Regions from separate parts of the Homo sapiens genome. Here region 1 is linked to region 2. A link is an interaction called in ENCODE POLR2A ChIA-PET data of the cell type or tissue named here. Cell type or tissue: MCF 10A. All regions are shown on one strand. Region 1 overlaps YARS1 (tyrosyl-tRNA synthetase 1). Region 2 has its middle 13 kb from the start of SYNC.

Region 1 (5,000 bases), 82 kb before region 2:
ACTTCAGAGCGATATGTGAAAATAAATTTGAGCATGATCCTATTTTCTGTTAAAACAAATACATGTTTTAACAGAAACATCCTTCTGTTTCCTTTGTGTGCACATATATTTGTACGAGCAAGGAGAAGGGTAGAAAAATACAAACCAGGCGGGTGCAGTGGCTTACGCCTGTAATCCCAGCACTTTGGGAGGCCAAAACGGGCAGATCACGAGGTCAGGAAATCGAGACCATCCTGGCTAACATGGTGAAACCCCATCTCTACTAAAAATACAAAAAATTAGCCAGGTGTGGTGACGGGCGCCTGTAGACCCAGCTACACAGGAGGCTGAGGCAGGAGAATGGCATGAACCTAGGAGGCGGAGCTCGCACCACTGCACTCCAGCCTGGGTGACAGACAGTGCAAGACTCCATCTCCAAAAAAAAAAAGAAAAGTACAAACCAAGCTGTTGATACTGTTTACCTTGTGAAGGCAGGATGAAAATATGGATAGACTTCACTTTTTCTTTGTATATCTGTATAATTTTTTTTAATTAAATTTTTTGTAGAGACAGGGTCTCACTATGTTGTCTAGGCTGGTCTTGAACTCCTGGCCTCAAGTGATCCTCCTGCCTTAGTCTCCCAAAGTGCTGAAATTGCAGGCGTAAGCCAACACGTCTAGCCCTTTATAATGCTTGATATGAGAAAATAAAATTTTCCCTTGTCACCTCAAAGAGATATTTTCCAAGGTTAAACCTGGAGCTGGGCGCAGTGGCTGGCACCTGTAATCCCAACACTTTGGGAGACCAAGACAGGCAGATCACTTGAGGTTGGGAGTTCAAGACCAGCCTGACCAACATGGTGAAACCCCATCTCTGCCAAATAATACAAAAATTAGCCAGGTGTGGTGGCATGCCCCTGTAGTCCCAGCTACTTGTGAGGCTGAGGTGGGAGAATCGCTTGAACGCAGGAGGTGGAGGTTGCAGTGAGCCGAGATCATGCCACTGCCCTCCAGCCTGGGTGACAGAGTGAGACCCTATCTTAAAAAAAGAAAACCCGGAGACATGCTAGTTCTGCACTGTTGGCTGGGCGCCATGGTTTATGCCTATAATCCCAAGTCCAAGGCAGGAGGATCGCTTGAGGCCAGGAGTTCAAGACCAGCCTAGGCAACGTAGCAAGACTCCATCTCTGTTTTATTCTGTGTGTGTGAGACTCCATCTCTAAAAAAAAAGAAAGAAAGAAAAAACTAGGTCTGTACTGTCTAATGTGGTAGCCTCTAGTCCTAGTCATATGTGGCTATTAAATAAAATGGAAATTTTTGTTCTCTAGTCACATTGGCTATATATCAAGTTCTTGGTTAGCTACTATATTGGACAGCACAGACATATAATATATTCATCACCACAGAAGATTCTGTTGGATAATGCTGTTCTAGACTGTTCCTGCTTGTTCAGCCTTCTCTTCCTCTTCCCTTCAGCCAATTATGCACTAAATCTTATCGATTCTACTTTTTTAAAATGTCTTAAATTCATTCTTGCTCTGCGTCCTCATTGTCTTTTGTCCATCGATATTTCTCACTTAGACTTTCACAATAGCCTTTGAGGCATTCACTTTGTCTCCAACCCATGAGTCTCCAGTCTCTGCCCTGCCCTGTTACTGTTGAGATCTTCCTACAGTGCTGGTCATATTTCTCCTCTCCTTAAAACCTTTCATTGGCCAAGATAACACTAGGCACCCTAGCATGACATTTCATGGTCTTTACCTACTTTTCTAACCTCATCAGTCACTACTTCCCACCTCCCTTGAAGTTCGTACTTTTGCAGACTGAATCACTCAAAATTTCCCTAAACACTTCACACCTCTGTGCCTTCTCACATTCTATTTCCTCTGCATGGTGAAAAACATCTATATGTTGTTCAAAACCAAGCTTAGCCCACAATCTGATTCTAGGAAGACTTCTCCACACCCATCTTACTAAATAGAGATAATTTCTTCTTTTATGTCAACACTGTTCCTTATATGAACATCTGGGTTAACCCTTAGCACGCTGAGTTGAAATGATCTGTTTACATGTCTCTCCCCAGCTGGATAATTGGGCTTCTTGAAGGGAGAGTCTGGGTCTGATTTATCTCACCATCCACGGAGCTGGCAGCAGGCCTGGCATGTCATAAGTGACAGTCACTGTTTTATTTATTTATTTTAATTTAATTTTATTTTTTGAGACAGGGCTTCACTCTGTCTCCCAGGCTCGGGTGCAGTGGCACGATCATGGCTCACCGCAGCCACGACCTCTCTGGGCTTAGGTGATCCTCCTACCTCAGCCTCCTGAGTAGCTGGGACTATAGATGCGCACCATCACACTTGGCTAATTTCTTTTTGTTTGTTTGTTTGTTTTTTATTTTTGGAGAGACACCCGGGCTCAAGTGATCTTTCCACCTCAGCCTCCCAAAGTGCTGGGATTACAGGCGTGAGCCATCGCACCCAGACAGTCACTGTTTTCTAGTTCAGTCTTACCTTTTTCCCGAATTCTCACAGGACTTCTTTATGCTACTTATATTTCATTTGTCACAGGCCACCTTATTCAGTAGAATACCTTTGGCATGACTATGGTTTGTTTTCTTCTTCTCTCCCTCCCTGCAGGATTCTGCATATCCTGAGGGCAGAGACTACTCTTATTTTTTTATCCCATGACATCCACATAGAGTAATGTTCACCGCAAACACTCAGCAACTGTCTTTGCAGCTTTTGAGGCCAAGAGGGAAGCTGACTGCTGTTTATTTTCTTCTTGGCTTTACCTTCTGAAAAATCTAGTAATTTCCTAAAGTTTCTGATTTCTCAGACCCATATAGAAGAAATAAAGTAGATGTTTAGGCTGGGCATGGTGGCTCTCGCCTGTAATCCCAGCACTTTGGGAGGCCAAGGTGGGTGGCCAAGGTGAGCTCAGGATTTTAAGGCCAGCCTGGGCAACATGGCAAAACGTTGTCTCTACTAAAAATACAAAAAATTAGCCGGGCGTGGTGGTGCATGTCTGTAATCCCAACTACTCGGGAGGCTGAGGCAGGAGACTCACTTGAACCTGAGAGGCAGAGGTGGCAGTGAGCCGAGATCACGCCACAGCACTCCAGCCTGGGCGACAGAGCGAGACTCTGTCTCAAAAAAATAAAGTAGATGTTTATGTTCATGTGTTTCTTTCCACAGGCTTTGGATGAAGAGTATTTAAAAGTAGATGCCCAATTTGGAGGCATTGATCAGAGAAAGATTTTCACCTTTGCAGAGAAGGTGAGTGTCTGCTTTCCTGTCTTTTTTCACTTGCACCTCAGAGGTATGCAGCTGTGTTTATTGAACTATGATGTGTCAGTCCCACTAGTCATAGTGTATGGTAAATATTCTCCTTGTTTTGCAGATGAGAACACTGAGGATAGAAGATAAGAAGTTGTCCAATATCACACAGTTAGTAACTGAGCAGGAATTATTAGTACCCAGATCTTTCAAACTCCAGAGCCCATGTGCCTGGTGACAACCAGGAAGCTGCTCCCGCACCTGTTGGATTTACTCCTTTCCTAATAGCCCAGTTTCCAAGGAGAGGCATTACCAGTTGGAACTACTGTCCTTTCACAGAGCATTTGGTTCGCATTTCCCAGCATCTTTTTCTTTTTCTTGTCTTTTTTTTGAGACAAGTTCTCACTCTGTCGCCCAGGCCAGAGTGCAGTAATGCGGTCATGGCTCATCACAGCCTCGACAGCCTGGGCTCAAGCAGTTCTCCCACCTCAGCCTCCCAAGTAGCTGGGACCACAGGTGCATGCCACAACACCCGGGTAGTTTTAAAATTACTTGTAGGGATGAGGCCTCCCTGTGTTGCCCAGGCAGGTCTCAAACCCCTGGGCTCAAGCAGTCTTCCTGCCTTGGCCTCCCAAAGTGCTGGGATTATAGGTGAGATCCACTGTGCCTGGCTTAGTTTTTTGATATAGTTAATGAATACAGAAATGCTTACTATATATATATATATATATATATATATATATATATATATATATATATATATATATTTTTTTTTTTTTTTTTTTTTTTTTTTTTTTGAGACTGAGTTTCGCTATTGTCACCCAGGCTGGAGTGCAATGGCTCACTCTCGGCTCACTGCAACCTCCACCTCCCGGGTTCAAGCGATTCTCCTGCCTCAGCCTGCCGAGTAGCTGGGATTACAGGTGCCTGCCACCATGCCTAGGTAATTTTTATATTTTTAAGTAGAGATGGGGTTTCACCATGTTGGCCAGGCTGGTTTTGAACTCCTGACCTCAGGTGATCCACCCATCTCAGCCTTCCAAAGCACTGGGATTACAGGTGTGAGCCACTGCACCCAGCCACAATATAAATTTTTTGAGGGCCAGGCACTGTGGCTCATGCCTGTAATCCTAGCACGTTGGGAGGCTGAGGCAGGAGGATCATTTGAGCCCAGGAGTTTGAGACCAGCCTGGGCCACATAGCAAGACTCTGTCTCCACAATAAAATAAAAAATTAGCCAGGCACGCCTCTGTAGTCCCAGCTATTCAGGAGGCCGAGGCAGAATAATTGCTTGAGCCCAGGAGGTGTGATCCTGGCTGCAGTGAGCCATGATCACACCATCACACTCCAAACTGGGTGACAAAGCAAGACCTTGTCTCTGAAAAAAAAAACAAAAAAGAAAAAAATAAATACATTTTTTGATTATTTCTTATTATTTGTTTTTTGTTGTTTTTTGTTTGTTTTTTAAAGACAGAGTCTCACACTGTTGCCTGGGCTGGAGTGCAGTGGCGCGATCTCGGCTCACTGCAACCTCTGTTTCCCAGGTTCAAGTGACTCTCTTTGCCTCAGCCTCCCAAGTAGCTGGGATTACAGGTGCCTGCCACCACACCCGGCTAATTTTTTTGTATTTTTAGTAGAGACGGAGTTTCACTATGTTGGCCAGGCTGATCTCGAACTCCTGACCTCATGATCCACCCATCTCAGCCTGTCAAAGTACTGGGATTACAAGCATGAGCCACTGCAC
Region 2 (5,000 bases):
TTTGCTGTGATCTGCCTCCCAGAGGCCTGCTCTTCCCACTCCCTGCCAGTGCCCTGTCCCATCGCCACTGCCCCCCACCCTTATTCCAGAAGAGCATCCAGGACTTCCATCAATCTGGTGCCCCCTGCTCTAGCCAGACTTCCCCAGGTGGGGCTGGAGACTAGACACATCCTGGGAGCCTGTGGTTCTGAAAGAAGGGCCGAAAGGGGACAGAGATCACTGGAATGGTGGAATTCCAAACACTTGCGACTAGCCAGTAGAGAGGTTGTTCAAGCCTGGGCTGATTTAGTCACGTTTTTCCCCAATCCAGCCCCCTCCATCTAGGGGAGAGGGGCAATGGACAGGGAGCTGGATTCTGGTTAGAACAGGAAGTCCTACTGGGGCTGTTGATGGAGCTCACATGAGACTGTGTCACCTCAGCCTTCTCTCCATTTCCACCCATGTCTCGTCATACTTTCCTCCTTTCTCTCTGCAACTAGAGGTCAGTCAGTCCTGGACCAGCCCATCCCCAACCTCCCCCTACACCTAACAGCATGAGCTCCAGAGCCAGAAAGGCCTGGGTTCAAATCCTAGCTTGGCTACTTTCTGACCATGTGACCCTAGGCAAGCTGCCTCCCTCTCTGAGCAAGCCTGAAGGGAATAAAATGACAACATGGGAAAGGCCAAGCGAGCGGCTGAGGGGCTCACTAAATGTCAGTTTCCTTTCTCTTTCCCAGGTTCAAAGTCCCTGGGTTGGGGACACTGACGGGGCTGGACATGGCCAGGGATTCCACCAGGGGCTTTAAGAGTCATGGAATTGCCGGGCGCTGTGGCTCACACCTGTAATCCCAGGAGTTTGGGAGGCTGAGGCAGGAGGATCACTTGAGCCCAGAAGCTTGAGACCAGCCTAGACAACAACGTGAGACCCTGTCTCTACAAAGAAATAAAATTAGCTGGGTGTGGTGGTGCACACATGTGGTCCCAGCTACATGGGAGGCTGAGGCAGGAGGATCACTTGATCCCAGGAGGTTGAGGCTGCAATGAGCCAACACTACACCAATGCACTCCAGCCTAGGTGACAGAGCATGACCCTGTCTCAAAAAAAAAAAAAAAAAGTCATGGAATCAAACACAAGTGCCCACCTGCAGCAGGTCACTGCACTGCTTTGGGCTGTGTGTCGTCATCTGTCAAATGGGGGTACAATAGAAGATGCTTAGCAAATAATGTAAGGCCCCCCTTCCCTGGTCACAGAAGTCCACCTAGAGGAGGGGACTGAGCCTTCCTTTGAGTGTTGAGAGGACAAGCTGGGCAAGAGAGGGACTGCTCTTTAAGGCAGGAGGCTCTGGAGGTTGGGGGCAGGTGCGGGGGGCAGTGAGTCACCAGGAAGGGAGAGGGGGCACAGGGGCTGGGCTTTTCTAAAGGATGGGGCAGGCTTTATGCCTCCATCAGCCTGGGGCCAGTTGGAGGGGCACTTCTAAATGTGGACTCACAAAAGCTCAGGTTTATTCTGAGACTTATTCAGAGGGTCACACACACACTTGGCCACACAAAGGCACGCTGGAGACAAACAAACACATTCATACTTACTCCTGCACACCCAGGGACAGCCACACAGAAACAAAGGCACACAAAAGAGGTATTTGAGACATTCAGGCAGTCTTGCATACAACCTTGTATCCTCACAGTCAAAGTGCACGTTTATTTTGTACACACTCCTGTGCACTCTGGAACATTCAGAGACACCCTCACAGACACACAGAGGCTAGCACAGTCAGGTGTTCTCAACACTCAGGTGCCTTCACCCAGCCCAGGGCTGTCCCCTTCTCTCCAGCCAAGCAGGCTCCGCCTTTTCTCCCCGCCCACTTCCCACCGTCCTCTGGGGCCTCTAGGGCCTCTCTCCAGAGCTGGGGGAGGGGACAGGGCAGGGCTTACCCGGCTGATGTGGCAACAGCGCTCACCTGCAGCCAGGGCCACGCCCTCCACTGGGAAAGGCTTAAAGGAGCAGGAATCCCAGGTGTTGACCTCACAGGGTCTGTGCCCATGTTTTTCAGATGGGGTCAAATGGAGAATGGGACTTGAACCCAGGACTCCAGTGCCAAGAGCTGGGTGGGGAGTAGGCAGGGGATGCTCCTGCTGGGAATGGGGAAGCCTGGGTTCCAGACCCACCTCTTGCCTGCCCTGGTTAGCTGCTTGGCAACCTACGCCTCCCCACTGCTCCTCAGCTCCCTGACAGGCACTCCCACCTTCTTGCAGTCCCTGTCTCAGGAGTCAGCACTCTCCTGAAAGCCACCCAAGCCAGAAACCTGGGCATCCCGCCACACACCTCTCTCTACCTGTGGAATCTATCCCTAAACATTTCCTGAACCTGGGTAGAAGATGCAGTAGGCAACCAGCCAGCTCTTTCCCAGCTCTGTGACTTAGGGCAAGTCACTGCTGTTCTCTGACCCTCAGTTTCCTCATCTGTAAATGAGGCGTGATCACACCCACCTCACAGGATTGATGAGACAATTTAACTACATAATACAGATAGAGCGCTGTAGGCCCAGGCCCAAGAACTCTGGACTGGTTTGGTGAGTGACTAGATATATGGATGAGTTGCCCAACATACTGAGGCAGGCCAGGTCACCCCTACTGCAGCCTCACTGATCCTGCCACCTCCTAGGGAATTCCAAAGGACCTGTCTCACAGTGTGGTTTGCTGCTGCTTCCAAAGCTCGGGCAGCCCAGCCCAGCCCAGCCCTAACTGCTGTATCAAGGTAGAAGGGTTAGGCCGGTGGACAGTGGCAGAGGTGGAGAGGGGTCAGGGAGACACAGCCATGCCTGTGGGAGCCACCAGCCTGCTGGGGGAGATCCAGCTCAGCTCTGCTCCTGGAGTACCTGGCTGAAGCAAGGAAGGCCCATTCTGTTCTTGCGGCTCCAAGGCTAGTTAGTGAACATATCTAGCATGGCCCAAGGGCTCCAAAGCCTGAAGTAGAAGCAGCCTGGTCCAGGAGCTCCTGGGCTGGTAAGGGAGACACTCCTGAGCCCAGGTCCTCAAACTAGTTGGGGAGATAGAGCATTCGCCTGGGATTCCCAGTCTGATGGGAGCAAATTGCCCTCTCCTAGGGGCTCCTAGGCTGGTAAAAAACACAACTCTTTCCGGGCGCGGTGGCTCACACCTGTAATCCCAGCACTTTGGGAGGCCAAGGCAGGCGGATCACCTGAGGTCGGGAGTTCGAGACCAGCCTGACCAACATGGAAAAACCCCGTCTCTACTAAAAATTAGCCGGACATGGTGGCACATGCCTATAATCCCAGCTACTCGGGAGGCTGAGGCAGGAGAATCGCTTGAACCTGGGAGGCGGAGGTTGCAGTGAGCCGAGATCGTGCCATTGCACCCCAGCCTGGGCAACAAGAGCAAAACTCCGACTCAAAAAAAAAAAAAAAAAAAAAAAAGGCTGGGCGCGGTGGCTCATGCCTCTCATCCCAGCACTTTGGGAGGCTGAGGCGGGTGGATCACAAGGTCAGGAGTTCAAGACCAGCCTGGCCAACATGGTGAAATCCCGTCTCTACTAAAAATACAAAAGTTAGCCAGGCGTGGTGGCGGGCACCTGTAATCCCAGCTACTCAGGAGGCTGAGGCAGGAGAATCGCTTGAAACCGGAAGACGGAGGTTGCAGTGAGCCGAGATTGCACCACTGCACTCTAGCCTGGGCAAAAGAGTGAAACTCCATCTCGAAGACAAAAAAACATAACTCTTGCCAGGTGCAGTAGCTCATGCCTGTAATTCTAGCACTTTGGGAGGCTGAGGCAGGTGGATCACCTGAGGTCAGGAGTTCAAGACTAGCCTGGCCAACATGAGGAAATCTTGTCTCTTCTAAAAATACAAAAACTAGCCGGGCATGTTGACGGGTGCCTGTAATCCCAGCTACTCGGGATGCTGAGGCAGGAGAATCACTTGAACCTGGGAAGCAGAGGTTGCAGTGAGCCGAGATCTTGCCACTTCACTACAGCCTGGGCGAAAGAGTGAAACTCCATCTAAAAAAAGAAAAAAAAAACACTCTTGTTCTCAGGGACCCCAAGTCACAAAAGAAAACAGACCTGGGACACAGAGGAGTAGTGAGCACAGATGAATTCAGCTTTGTGCGTGAGCCTGTTGCATATTTGTGCACCATTTGTGACTCTGTGCATGTGTGTGCGTGTGTGTGTGGCTGTGTTGACTCTGTGTATGTGCCTTTGAGCCGAGGCTGTTGAGAAAGCTTAGTGAGTGTGGACCCAGTTGGGTGGAATCGCTTATTCATTAGACACACATTTACCAAACATTCACAGGGCAGGGCCCTAGGCATAACATGGAGCCCTTGACTGATGAGGTTCTTGTTTTTGAGGGCTTCACTCTGTAATGAGGGGAGATTAGGCACTAAACAAAAAAATCCTGCTGGGTATGGTGGCTCACACATGTAATCCCAGCACTTTGGGAGGCTGAGTCGGGCGGATCACCTGAGGTCAGGAGTTCGAGACCAGCCTGGCCAATATAGTGAAACCAATAGAGTGAAACCAATATAGTGACCAGCCTGGCCAATATAGTAGTTTTGTAAAAATACAAAAAGTAGCCAGGCATGGTGGTGCACACCTGTAGTCCCTCCCAGCTACTCAGAAGGCTGAGGCAAGAGAATTGCTTGAACCCAGGAGGTGGAGGTTGCAGTGAGCCGAGATCGCGCCACTGCACTCCAGCCTGGGGGACAGAGTGAGACTGCATCTTAAAAAACAAAACAAAACAGCCGGGCGCGGTGGCTCACGCCTCTAATCCCAGCACTTTGGGAGGCCGAGGTGGGCGGATCACAAGGTCAGGAGTTCGAGACCATCCTGGCTAACACGGTGAAACCCCATCTCTACTAAAAAAATACCAAAAAAAATTAGTCGGGCGTAGGTGGTGCACGCCTGCAGTCCCAGCTACTCGCGAGGCTGAGGCAGGAGAACGGCGTAAAACCCGGGAGGTGGAGCTTGCAGTGAGCCGAGATCGCGCGCCACTGCACTCCAGCCTGGG

Evidence for each region. ChIA-PET counts read pairs that join two places held together with the same protein. Peaks named below come from ENCODE experiments on the same cell type or tissue, not always from the same donor. Only the 100,000 strongest peaks of a DNase experiment are listed, where the experiment ranks them.
Region 1: POLR2A ChIA-PET joins it to region 2 with 6 read pairs; 10 of 35 experiments call an interaction of 5 or more read pairs at or near these places.

What each region holds. Positions count from the first base shown.
Region 1 is chr1:32,796,019-32,801,018 of GRCh38, reverse strand. It overlaps YARS1 (tyrosyl-tRNA synthetase 1), which reads left to right. Exons shown (of 13, transcript NM_003680.4): 5 at 3,176-3,256. Among named protein-coding and RNA genes, the nearest start is that of YARS1, 19 kb to the left of the region's middle. RefSeq lists an enhancer at 1,602-1,731. In MCF 10A, no CTCF peak of the experiment used is centred here; no DNase peak of the experiment used is centred here.
Region 2 is chr1:32,713,685-32,718,684 of GRCh38, reverse strand. No RefSeq gene overlaps it. Among named protein-coding and RNA genes, the nearest start is that of SYNC, 13 kb to the right of the region's middle. RefSeq lists an enhancer at 260-1,015 and a silencer at 4,063-4,357. In MCF 10A, no CTCF peak of the experiment used is centred here; a DNase peak (open chromatin) is centred at 1,884.